2 separate regions of the Homo sapiens genome follow, and region 2 is linked to region 1. A link is an interaction called in ENCODE POLR2A ChIA-PET data of the cell type or tissue named here. Cell type or tissue: OCI-LY7. All regions are shown on one strand. Links, peaks and the distances in the headings refer to the core of each region. The heading gives the core; the rest is flanking DNA.

What was found. ChIA-PET counts read pairs that join two places held together with the same protein. Peaks named below come from ENCODE experiments on the same cell type or tissue, not always from the same donor. Only the 100,000 strongest peaks of a DNase experiment are listed, where the experiment ranks them.
Region 2: POLR2A ChIA-PET joins it to region 1 with 10 read pairs; 2 of 35 experiments call an interaction of 5 or more read pairs at or near these places.

What each region holds. Positions count from the first base shown.
Region 1 is chr3:187,936,494-187,941,878 of GRCh38, forward strand. No RefSeq gene overlaps it. Among named protein-coding and RNA genes, the nearest start is that of LINC01991, 37 kb to the right of the region's middle. In OCI-LY7, for the core only: no CTCF peak of the experiment used is centred there; a DNase peak (open chromatin) is centred at 5,188; H3K4me3 peaks cover 3,013 bases; H3K27ac peaks cover 5,000 bases.
Region 2 is chr3:188,087,163-188,092,547 of GRCh38, forward strand. No RefSeq gene overlaps it. Among named protein-coding and RNA genes, the nearest start is that of LPP-AS2, 64 kb to the right of the region's middle. In OCI-LY7, for the core only: no CTCF peak of the experiment used is centred there; DNase peaks (open chromatin) are centred at 2,172 and 4,819; H3K4me3 peaks cover 2,442 bases; H3K27ac peaks cover 4,521 bases.

The DNA.
Region 1 (5,385 bases), core at 261-5,260:
AACCACCTCAGACCTCACAGTAAATGTCCCCTTCAGTGCTTTCCTTTCCTCTTGCTTAAGCCCAAGTTTAGGAATTCCATTCTTTCCTGTCTAAAACAAAAAGGCATTTTAATATAGATGATGTTCCATCCAGAGAGGCCTTCCTATTCTGCTTCTCACTCTAGTGTTGGGAGATTATTTGAAACATGGAGTGTTCACAGCTGAAAAGGACTTAAAAACTGTCTAGCCTCTGCTTCTCAATGACTGAAGGAGAAGCAAAGACCGTGTTAGAACTGAGGATCCCAAGGCCCTACTTCAGACCTGCTGAATCAGAATCAGCATTTTAACAAGATCTCCAGATGATTCACATGGACATTACACTTTGAGAGGCACTGTCTTATCCCAAGATGCTTATTAACAGGTGGAAGAAATAAAGGCCCAAAGAGGAAAACAAACAAGCACAAGGTCATCAGCAAGAGAATGCCACTAAAATAGAAGTTAGAAGTCTGTTTAGTTCAAGTCCCTTCCCTCTGCATGAGGCCTTAATAAAGACATAGTTCCAATGCCAGCACTGTGAAACAAGCAAAGCAATCTCTCCTCCCTCTTTATTTTTACTCTAAACTTCATCTATGGGTATGTTTTCAATTTATTTTACAAATAGAAAGTCAATACTAATGATTTCACAGCACTGCTTTCGAGCTCTTGTCCGTCTAGGTTGCCATGCTAGTTGCTGAATTCCATAGTCCACTGTACTTGATCAAGTATACTTTCCCCACAGTTTATTTGAAGTGAAGCTTCTGAGTGCTGGCAAGAAAAGAAAGATGTGCTGGGTGTGGTGGCTCATGCCTGTAATCCCAGCACTTTGGGAGGCCGAGGCCGGCCAATCACCTGAGGTTGGAAGTTCGAGACCAGCCTGACCAACATGGAGAAACCTCGTCTCTACTAAATATACAAACTTGGCCGGGCGTGGTGGTACATTCCTGTAACCGCAGCTACTAGAAAGGCTGAAGCAGGAGAATCGCTTGAACCTGGGAGGCAGAGTTTGCAGTGAGCCGAGATCATGCTGTTGCACTCCAGCCTGGGCAACAAGCACAAAACTCCATCTCAAAAAAAAAAAAAAAAAAAAAAAAAAGAAAGAAAGAAAGAAAAAGAAAAGAAAGATATGTTGTCAGCTGTTACAGCTGGCCCTAGTTTTGCCCACCAGAGACCTTGCCAGGAAGAACTATGAATGACAGCACATTTTAGAATCACAAAATGACAAAACTGGAAGGAACCATAGAGATCATTTTATCCAACCCCTTCGAGTCTCAGATGGCAATGATGAGCTACAGAGGGAAATGACTTACTCAAGTTCATCCAAGTTAGATGCAGATTTGGGGCAAGGATTCAAATTGCTGGCCTATCGGGTCAGGGCTCCATGCTGCGTACTGCCACCCCCCTCCACACACACACTAAATGGAATGAACAAACTAAGTAAACAAATCACCTGGACTGATGACATTCACTCCAGAATTCTGGAATAAGTCATGTATAAAACTGTGGAGCCATCGTCCAGAATGCACAGCCTGTCATTACTACTAAACCAGAGGGAGCATCACATTGCCAATAGGATTTCCACCCTAATATGAAGAGCTACCTGGGAATTACAAGCTAGTAAATATCATTGCCATGTCTGGAATTCATAACAAAGAGTGGGATCATGGAAGTGTAACAAACAACTTGTTATGGAAAAAACAACGGAAGGATTTTAACAAACCAATGTTCTTTAAGAGTCTAGAACTAGGGATAAGTAGGGAACTATTGAAACTCAAATATTTAAATTTTCAGAGATTCAAGACTATTGTGATTAGATTTTTACATCAAGAAACAGCTTGATTGCAGAACTATTTGGTACAGTACATGTCATCTTTGACAAGGATCATGGAAACAATATAGTAATATTTGATTGCAACTCCTTTGAATAGAAGATATTAACATAAAGATCACCAGAAATCAGAAATCCAGAGTCAGTAAGACACTGACTTGGGTCTTACTTCATATTTTAATGAAATACATGGAAGAAGTACAAAGTCGTGAAACATTCACTTTTGCAAATGGCACTGAACACTTCTAGTCACCATAGTGCCTCATTTTCAGATTACATTAAAGGTTTCACCATCAGGATTTTATCAATGTTTAAGGCACCCCTGCAAGGTAAGTAGAAAGAAGTCTGTCATCTTAATTTGAGACAAGAGACCCAAGCCTCAGGAAGCAATGTCTTTTCAAAGTTTATAGCACTTGACTCACAGTTGGACTACTCCAAATCCACTCTCTTTCAACTACACAATGTTGCTTCTGGGTAAAGAAATATTACAACACACAATAACTGCTAATATCTGCACACCTATTTGTATCTTTTTTTTGTACAGATGGTGGGGGGATCTCACTATGTTGCCCAGGCTAGTCTTGAACCCTGGGCTTAAGTGATCCTCCCACCTCAGCCTCCCAAAGGGCTAGGATTACAGGTGTGAGTCACTGCACCCAGTCTGCACACCTCTTTGGAAGTTACAGAACATCTGGACAATCCCATGACATGAGGAGGAACACAACTAATTGTTGTTGAGAACCCACTATATGTAAGCTGGAGCTGTCTATATTCAATGCTATACATAAGTATCTCACTGAATTATGACAAGGACTCTGTGAGGAGGGTGTTATTTTTTTCCTTTTGCATAATAGGAAATTGAGAAAGGTTAAGCAACTTGTCCACGGTCACAAAGCTAGAAATTGATAGAGCTAGGGTTTGAATTCTGAGGCAATTCAGGTTCAAATCCCTTGTTTCCAGGTCAAGTATTTCTATTATCTCAATGCTACAGCTGAGGAAATTGACTTAGAGATGTTAATGAGCCACGATCTTAGAGCTAATAAATCATAGAGAAAGGATTCAAACTGGAGTCCTCCCAGGACATAAAGATCTCAGAAGAATGAGGGAAAAAATGTAACAATTGAGCTTCGGTTTTGGCAAATATAAGGTAGTTCTCTTAGGTAAAATATACCCCAATCTCTATTTATAAAATGATGGACTCTAACATATCATAGCTCAGGAAACACATTTAAGTCTATTTCATTTCACTTTCGCAAACATGTATTAAGTACAACTTCTGTACCAGGTATCACACAGGACACTTGAATGGATCATCTTTTTTTTTTTTTCCTTTGAGTCTCCTAAGTTTTTATAGTATTGCTTTCCTCATTATTAGTGACTTGTACAGGAAAATTAGTGACTTGTACAGTGTTACAAGCTAATAACGACAGAGTAGGAATTGTGATTAGCTCTGAGAAAATTGAGCTCCAGTGGCTGCATAAGCTGAGATGCTCAGAGGAATGCTGGGTTTCATCAGAAAGTGTATGGAAGCCAGATAGAAAAGGCATTATCCCATATTCACATGAAAGCAGTGTGTGGGCTCGGAAAAAATGTGGCAGTTCTATTCATGGACCTTCAAGAAAAATTTAGTAGAGCTGGGGAGGTGGGAGAAGGACAGAGAAGAACTATTCAAATCACCAATATGACGGAGGCTTGTTGGTATAAATATAGATTTAACAAAATTAGATTTTTCTCAATCAAAAAATGAGCAGACTGAGAAGGGATATAACAATACATGATAGAATGGAACTATGCACTTAATCAGCAAATCTCAGAAAAACAGAACTATCCCAACCTCCCCTTACCCCAAAGTTTGCAAGAGTTAATTTTAGAGCAAATAAAAGAAAGTACTACTTTACATAGTAGATAGTAAATTTAATAAGCAAGAGAGGTAGGGACTAGCTGGTAGTACAGATGCATAAATGGGTTCAAAAAGGGATTATTTAAATACCAGGGCCTCATAAAATCCACATGGGTATATTAAAGATATGGGGGACCTTAAACATCACCCAGCCCAACCTACTACCTCATGAATATCTGGCATCTACTTGGTCACCTCCAGTGGCCAAGAGCTCACTGTTTTCCAAGGCAGAACATTCCAGCCTTGACAGCTCTGCATGTCAAAAAGTTCTTTCTAAGCTGGGTGCTGTGGCACACACCTGTAGTCCCAGCTACTTGAGTGGCTGAGGCAAGAGGATCCTTGGAACCCAGGGGATTCTAGGCTGTAGCGCTATCATTGTGCCTGGGAATAACAACTGCACTCCTGCCTGGACATCATAGAAAGTCCCTGTCTAAAAAAAAGTTATTTTAGGTTTAAACAAAACCTACCTCCATTTATTATATTCGTTTTGACTTTATTTCTGTATTTGAGATTCCGCTTAATAAATCCCAATGCTTCATTTTTACATCCCTGCAGGTATTTAAATTCAGCTGTTAATTGTGGTTGTTGAAGTCAATGTCATGAACAGAAATCAAATTTACTCAGAAATTGTTTAGGGGGATATTCAAATTCTAAAAGAAGAGTATTATGTGGCACTTCCAACTTGGAAAGGACCAAAGGAATAAGCATTGGAGGGGGAATCAGGAGACTTACCTTCTAATTGGGTCCTGTGACTATTTCTATGAAAATTCATGTCACTGTATCTGCCACTAATTAGCAGATGGCTCTTCCAGGGCAGGGACCTCACATTTCTGGACCACAATTCCCTTAACTGTAAGATAAAAGGGTTGAGCAAAATAGTGTTTATTCTCCCTCAGTCACTGACTTGGACTCAGTTAACCAGTGGTGGTTCTGAGATCCAAACCCACTTCATTTTGAAATCCCCTTTAATATACCATCATTGGAAAAGAGTTGTACCAATCCCTTAAGATGGACCAACCCAGTTGGGTGTCAGTTTTAGTGACCATGATTACTGGTCACTAACTGTCCCACCTCCATTTCCTGTGAAAGCAAGTTCATCTAGGGATAGAGCAGATTTCATCAGATTTTCATTTGTTTTGAGCTAAGCTGCTTACTAGTAGCCAGAGAAGGGTTGATAAGGAGAAAGCAAGCAATAAACAAACAGACTGAAATTTCGTTCCAGATCTTAAAATTGACCCATGCGTGGGACAGGACCCTTCCATAGACATGTTTAGGGCCAGTGACTCTGGTCTTCTCCCTACATAAATGGGACTCACCTGAGCAAAGTAGTTCTCTGTCTGTGGAAACCCTATATGAATAATGATCCCCAGCATTTATGTGGAAGAAGGCCACACTAGCCCAGGGGAAGTACTGGAAAGTATTTATGTGTCTAGAGATTCCAGCTAGTCAATGTCACAGCTAAGACTGAAACAGCTGTCTCGGGACTCAGTGTTCCAAGAGTTCCCCTGTTAGAATGTATTAAGCAGCTACTCCATGCTAGGTACCGTGCTAAACTCTTCAATACATCTTATCCCCTTTAATCTCTATTAAAAGCTCTGGGAAAGCAGGGATTTCAGCTGTCTTGTTTATAATTTTATCTCAG
Region 2 (5,385 bases), core at 128-5,127, 150 kb after region 1:
TCCTGGGCTCTTCTAAACGGAGTCATGTTCATTCTTTCATGTTTGGATAATCTCACAATGAGCTACTACATCTATTCTGTTATCTAAATTCCTCAGTAAGCCAGTAAGACAGGTATGAAAAGGATGCTCATCCCAATTTTACCAAGGCCAACAGGGGAGGTGACTGCTCCACATTCAAGAGTTAATAAGTGGTAGCTGGGGTGTGGTGGCTCATGCCTGTAATCCCAGCACTTTGGGAGGCTGAGGTGAGCAGATCACTCGAGCCCAGGGGTTTGAGAGCAGCCTGGGCAATATGACGAAACCCCGTCTCTACCAAAATTACAAAAACTTAGCCAGGCATAGTGGAGCGCACCTGTAATCCCAGCTACTAGGTAGGGGAGCTGAAGTGGGATGATCACTTGAGCCCAGGATGTGGAGGTTGCAGTGAGCTGAGATCATGCCACTGCACTCCAACATGGGTGACACAGCGAGACCCTGTCTCAAAAAATAATCATAATAATAAAATAAGAGGTAGAGCCTGAACTCAAACTTTCCATTCTTAGTTTGAAGTTCTTAGCATCGAACATCCCAACAATTATAATAATTACAGAAAACTAAAATCAACAGAGCTTCAATTAAAGAAGGTTTTGTTTCTACCTTCAATTTTTTTTTTTTTGGCAACTCCCCTAATGTAGTTGATTTGTATAATTCTAAACTGGGCTATGTATTTGTTAATAGTCCTTAATAAACAGACTCAGTTGTACCAGCATGCAAAGAACACAGGTGAGAAAGGGTTCCCTGAAGCTCATTTGCATTCAGTTATCAAAATAAAATATGAAAAGTACCTCACAGGAGAAATCAGAAATTTTGAAACACTGATATTTCACAGTCCAGTGATTCTTAATAATTCTAGAGAAACGAGTGCCTGTCCATGTCTGTAACTGTTCTTTGCCCACACTTATATTTAGTTGAAGGGGATGCTGATGAATAAATAAAAGCAAATTGCTACCGACACACAATATTGGTTCAGGTTTATGCTCTAACTGCTTGAGGACACTTTGTGGCTAAGTTTCTCTTATTGATCATATCATGGCTGCAATCTACTTCTGTTTAGAGGAACTTTGTTGCTCAGTTTTATACATGCAGAAAAAAAAAACTGGCCATGCAAACAGAGATAATCTATTACCTTTTAAATGAAATTAGTAAATAACATTTATGTCTTTTTAGAACAACCGGAAACTGGGCATATACTGGAGCAAAATTTAATCAGCAGTTAGTTATTTCTTTGCCATTAGAACATGCTGAGGGCTGGGCGCAGTGGTTCATACCTGTAATCCCAGAACTTTGGAAGGCCAAGGTGAGCAGATCACTTGAGGCTAAGAGTTCGAGACCAGCCTGGCCAACATGGTGAAACCCCATCTCTACTAAACAATACAAAAATTAGCCAGGTGCGGTCGTGTGTGCCTGTAATCCTAGCTACTCAGGAGGCTGAGGTAGGAGAATCACTTGAACCTAGGAGGCGGAGGTGGCAGTGAACAGAGATTGCGCCACTGTACTCCAGCCTGGGCAACAGAGAGAGACTCTGTCTTGGAAAAAAAAACAAAAGAACATGCTGAGATTGAGGTGCCCGTATCACTGTATACGTGTTTTGTTTCCATTTCCCCTCTTATTTCCTATCCAGTTTAGAGAAATATTATCCCAGTATGAAAATTGATAAAGCAATTATAGAATAGAAAAAATTTCCCTACTGTATGTATATCTGTTACTTGGGGAATTTTTTCTCTACCTAAAATGTCTCTATTCTGATGATGCTTTCAGTGTAAGCAGCTAAAAAGGTGGTATTTTCCTACTTCTCTGCACCCCTCCCTGGGTGCAGGGAACTGGGGTGGCTTTGCCAGTGGACCTCTTAGAAGTAGGGCCATGACTCGTGAACCTTCCTGCTTCCCTCTTCTTGCCTGAGCCAGGCTGTCCCAGAGAATATGTGTTCTCCATTGTCCTTGACACAGTGTAAACTAAGCAAACTAAAGTCCTGGATGTGTGGGAGGCCTTTACTGGACCAGCCCTGCTGGTGACAGTGTAGGGAAGTCCATAGAATCCTGGGGTCAGTATTAGGAAGCTCATTTACCTGGAGACACAGACCACCCTCTCCAGAGGGGGTAAGTGATGCAAGCACAGGACACAGCAGGTGGGGGAAGCTGTTTCCTCATCAGACTGAAGGATTCACCAGATACATTGAGTGAATTAAAGCAAAAGTAAAGTCAGGACAAGACCTGGGGATGTCTTCATTTCTGGCTGCTTACACCATGCTGTGGCTATGGCTAGCAAGAGCCTGTGGAGTACAAATACCGTGCACAGACCTTCAGCACGCTCCCACACAAAAGGCTTCCCCAGTGAAAGCCAGCATGGCTGGCGCTGGAGCTGGTTTCCACATGAGGTTTTCTTTCCCCATCAGGGGATCTTGCAGTTATCATAACCCTCCCTTTCCACTTTCTTACACTGCATACCACTGAGGTAACACCCCTCAAGCAATTTCTCTTTTACATGTACAAACACATCCTCTCCAGTCCTCTTCATCCTTGCCTGTTCTCCAGATCTTCTCCATTTACCACAGGAAAATCTCTCTTCTTCCTTCTTTCCCACTCATGAATTCTGACATAAGCCCCAAACCACTCTTAGACTGACAACCGTAAGAGGTGTGCACATGACACCGCAAGTGAAAGGCAAAGGAAGACTTACACTTTGTAGTAAAATTAGACACTACAAGTAACCAGTGTCATCAGCCTCTTAAAGTCCTTGAAAATGCCCAGAAGTTACTTTAAGCCATTCTGCAAAAGTCTCATTCAATGTTTTTCTCAACTACTAATATGCCAACTAGAAACTCAAACAAAAATATCACCCTACATATTAAATTACTAGAGCATGTTTGACTATTTTTAATACAAACATACCATGCTTCAGTTGTGGTATGGGGATAAGAGACATGAGAGAGCTGGGCTGGGTCTTCGGTTGCCATTGAAGCATTATCCAGCAAGCATGCCCTGAAATCCAAAGAACCAACTGAAAAACACCTGCAAACAATTCACTGCCAAGTTGTACATGTTTTGGGATCCTTTGAGAATTCCTCAAGATGTTCAATGGCTGGAGTTGAAAAGTGGAGATGTGCAAATTGATCATTTGGAAGAATGTTGAATCTCTTCTCAAAAAATGCTGATTTATTGAATTCTGTCAAATAATTTCGTTAAGGTTGAGTACCCATCCTGGAGGAGTCCTCCTTTTTTTTTTTTTTTTTTTGAGACAGAGTCTTGCTCTGTCCCCCAGGCTGGAGTGCAGTGGCGCGATCTCAGCTCACTGCAAGCTCTGCCTCCCAGGTTCAATCGATTCTCCTGCCTCAGCCTCCCAAGTAGCTGGGACTACAGGTGCGTGCCACCATGCCCGGCTAATTTTTTTGTATTTTTAGTAGAGACAGAGTTTTGCCATGTTGGCCAGGCTGGTCTCAAACTCCTGACCTCAGGTGATCCACCCACCTTGGCCTCCCAGAGTGCTGGGATTACAGGCATGAACCACTGCACACAGCCCTCGGCTTTCCTTTTTGAGTCGGGGGCCAGGCCACATCCATCAGGCCCTCTGCAGGCCTGTTCTTCCATATCCATAGTCAGAGGAGTGGAACTGTAATTCCGCAGCCATGGTTACTGCACACAACGAGTCCTTTTGTTGTCACACCTGTCAGGCAACATGCAACAGGGCTCGAGACACAGCACGGAGTACAAAACAGAATTTTAAAGGAAAACTTACAACGTAAAAGTCGGTAGTAGAAAGCCAAAAGGCCAGTCTCATGCTTTTCCTAGGAGAGACATATGAAAGCCAGGATATCCTGCAAAATTTGTCATGGGGTGCATGTTTCGTTTTTAAAGGTCACATATTGAAGCATACTTGCGTAGGGGAACAGTGGATTGTATGGGTGCCAGGCTGTCTGGCTTTCATATGCCAGTGGGTTTAGATGTTTACAGGAGTTATGTGAAAGAGCCAAGTATCTGACACCTGCAAACCTTGGAATCACAGAAGGCTGAGTTCAGAAAGAGACCCCCTTATGTAGAAAAGGCCTCCTGCCAGGTCCCATCAGAAGCTGAATTTGGGTGCAGCCCCTCCTGCTGGGAAAAGCAGAGGTCTTTGATCCCAAAGAGGCAACTGTCCAGGCCACCAAGAATGAGTTCCCAGGGACATTTCTAGGTAATCATGCCTTTTGCACCAGAGTGGGACTCTGAAAGTTGTCAACAATGTGTCTTCATATCAATCTAATTGTTTGCCAGGCTCCGTGACTCTTCGTTTTTCAAAGTTACCTTTGAAAACCTGCTTTTTGAAAACCACTGTACCTGTCCTCCATCTTCCTGGCCACTGCCTTCCCTCATGTGCCCATTATCTCTTGCTTGGTCTACTGCACCCTCTGCTAACCATTCTTCCTGCCTCTATTCTCTCCTAAGGAAGCCTATTTTGCACACCACAGTAAGCATAACACTCCTGAAGTACAAGCCTGGCCTTGCTCCTGGTATCACTCAGAATAGGTTAGGCTATGCTGCAGGAACAGGCAAATCCAACATTACAGTGGCTTAAAACAACAGAGGTTAATTTCTCACTCTCACAACTTGTCCATTGTCTGGCAGCTGGGGATTCAGCTCCACATCATTATTGTCCTTACTCTAAGACCCAGGCTGATGGACTAACCACTCTCTGAAATATTGCCGAAGATGTAGAAGAGAGAAAAGACAGCCCTGGAGGGTCTCACACTGATAAGTAATGTTTGCCTGGAAGTGGAAGATGTCACTGCTGCTCACAGTTCATTGGTCAGAACTTGTTCATGGCCCCACTCACAGGTGTCCAGGAAACAGAATCTTATCATGTATCCAGAAGATATGGACCCAGAAATATTCAGCAAACAGCATTTATGACTATTGTATTACTTCTTTGCTTAAAAAAGCAAGCAAGCAAACCAACTGATAGCTTCCCGTGTTTTCCAAAATAAAGTCAAAATTCAAATGCCATCCCTTCCATGAAGCCACCTATAATTTCCCATTGGAACCAACCTCTTCTTAACTCCATACTTTTATAATGGCCCAATCTGTGCTGTTTATGGTACTTAACACAATTTATCTTCCTTTAAAATGAATAATGTTTATAATTTAGTCACAAGGCTAAACAGGACTTAAAAGATCATCCAGGTCTTAAATCTTCCATATCTTGCCAAGTCTTCCACAATCTCTTCAGAAATCCACAATTTGTGAGGAACGCCCTGCCCCTCAGGTAGTTCATTCTACTCTTCCAAACCTGAACAGTACTGATGATTTAAAAAGCAAAAATGATAACACATTTTAAATCCTTCATCATATGAAGCTAGCACCTACATGCCCCATT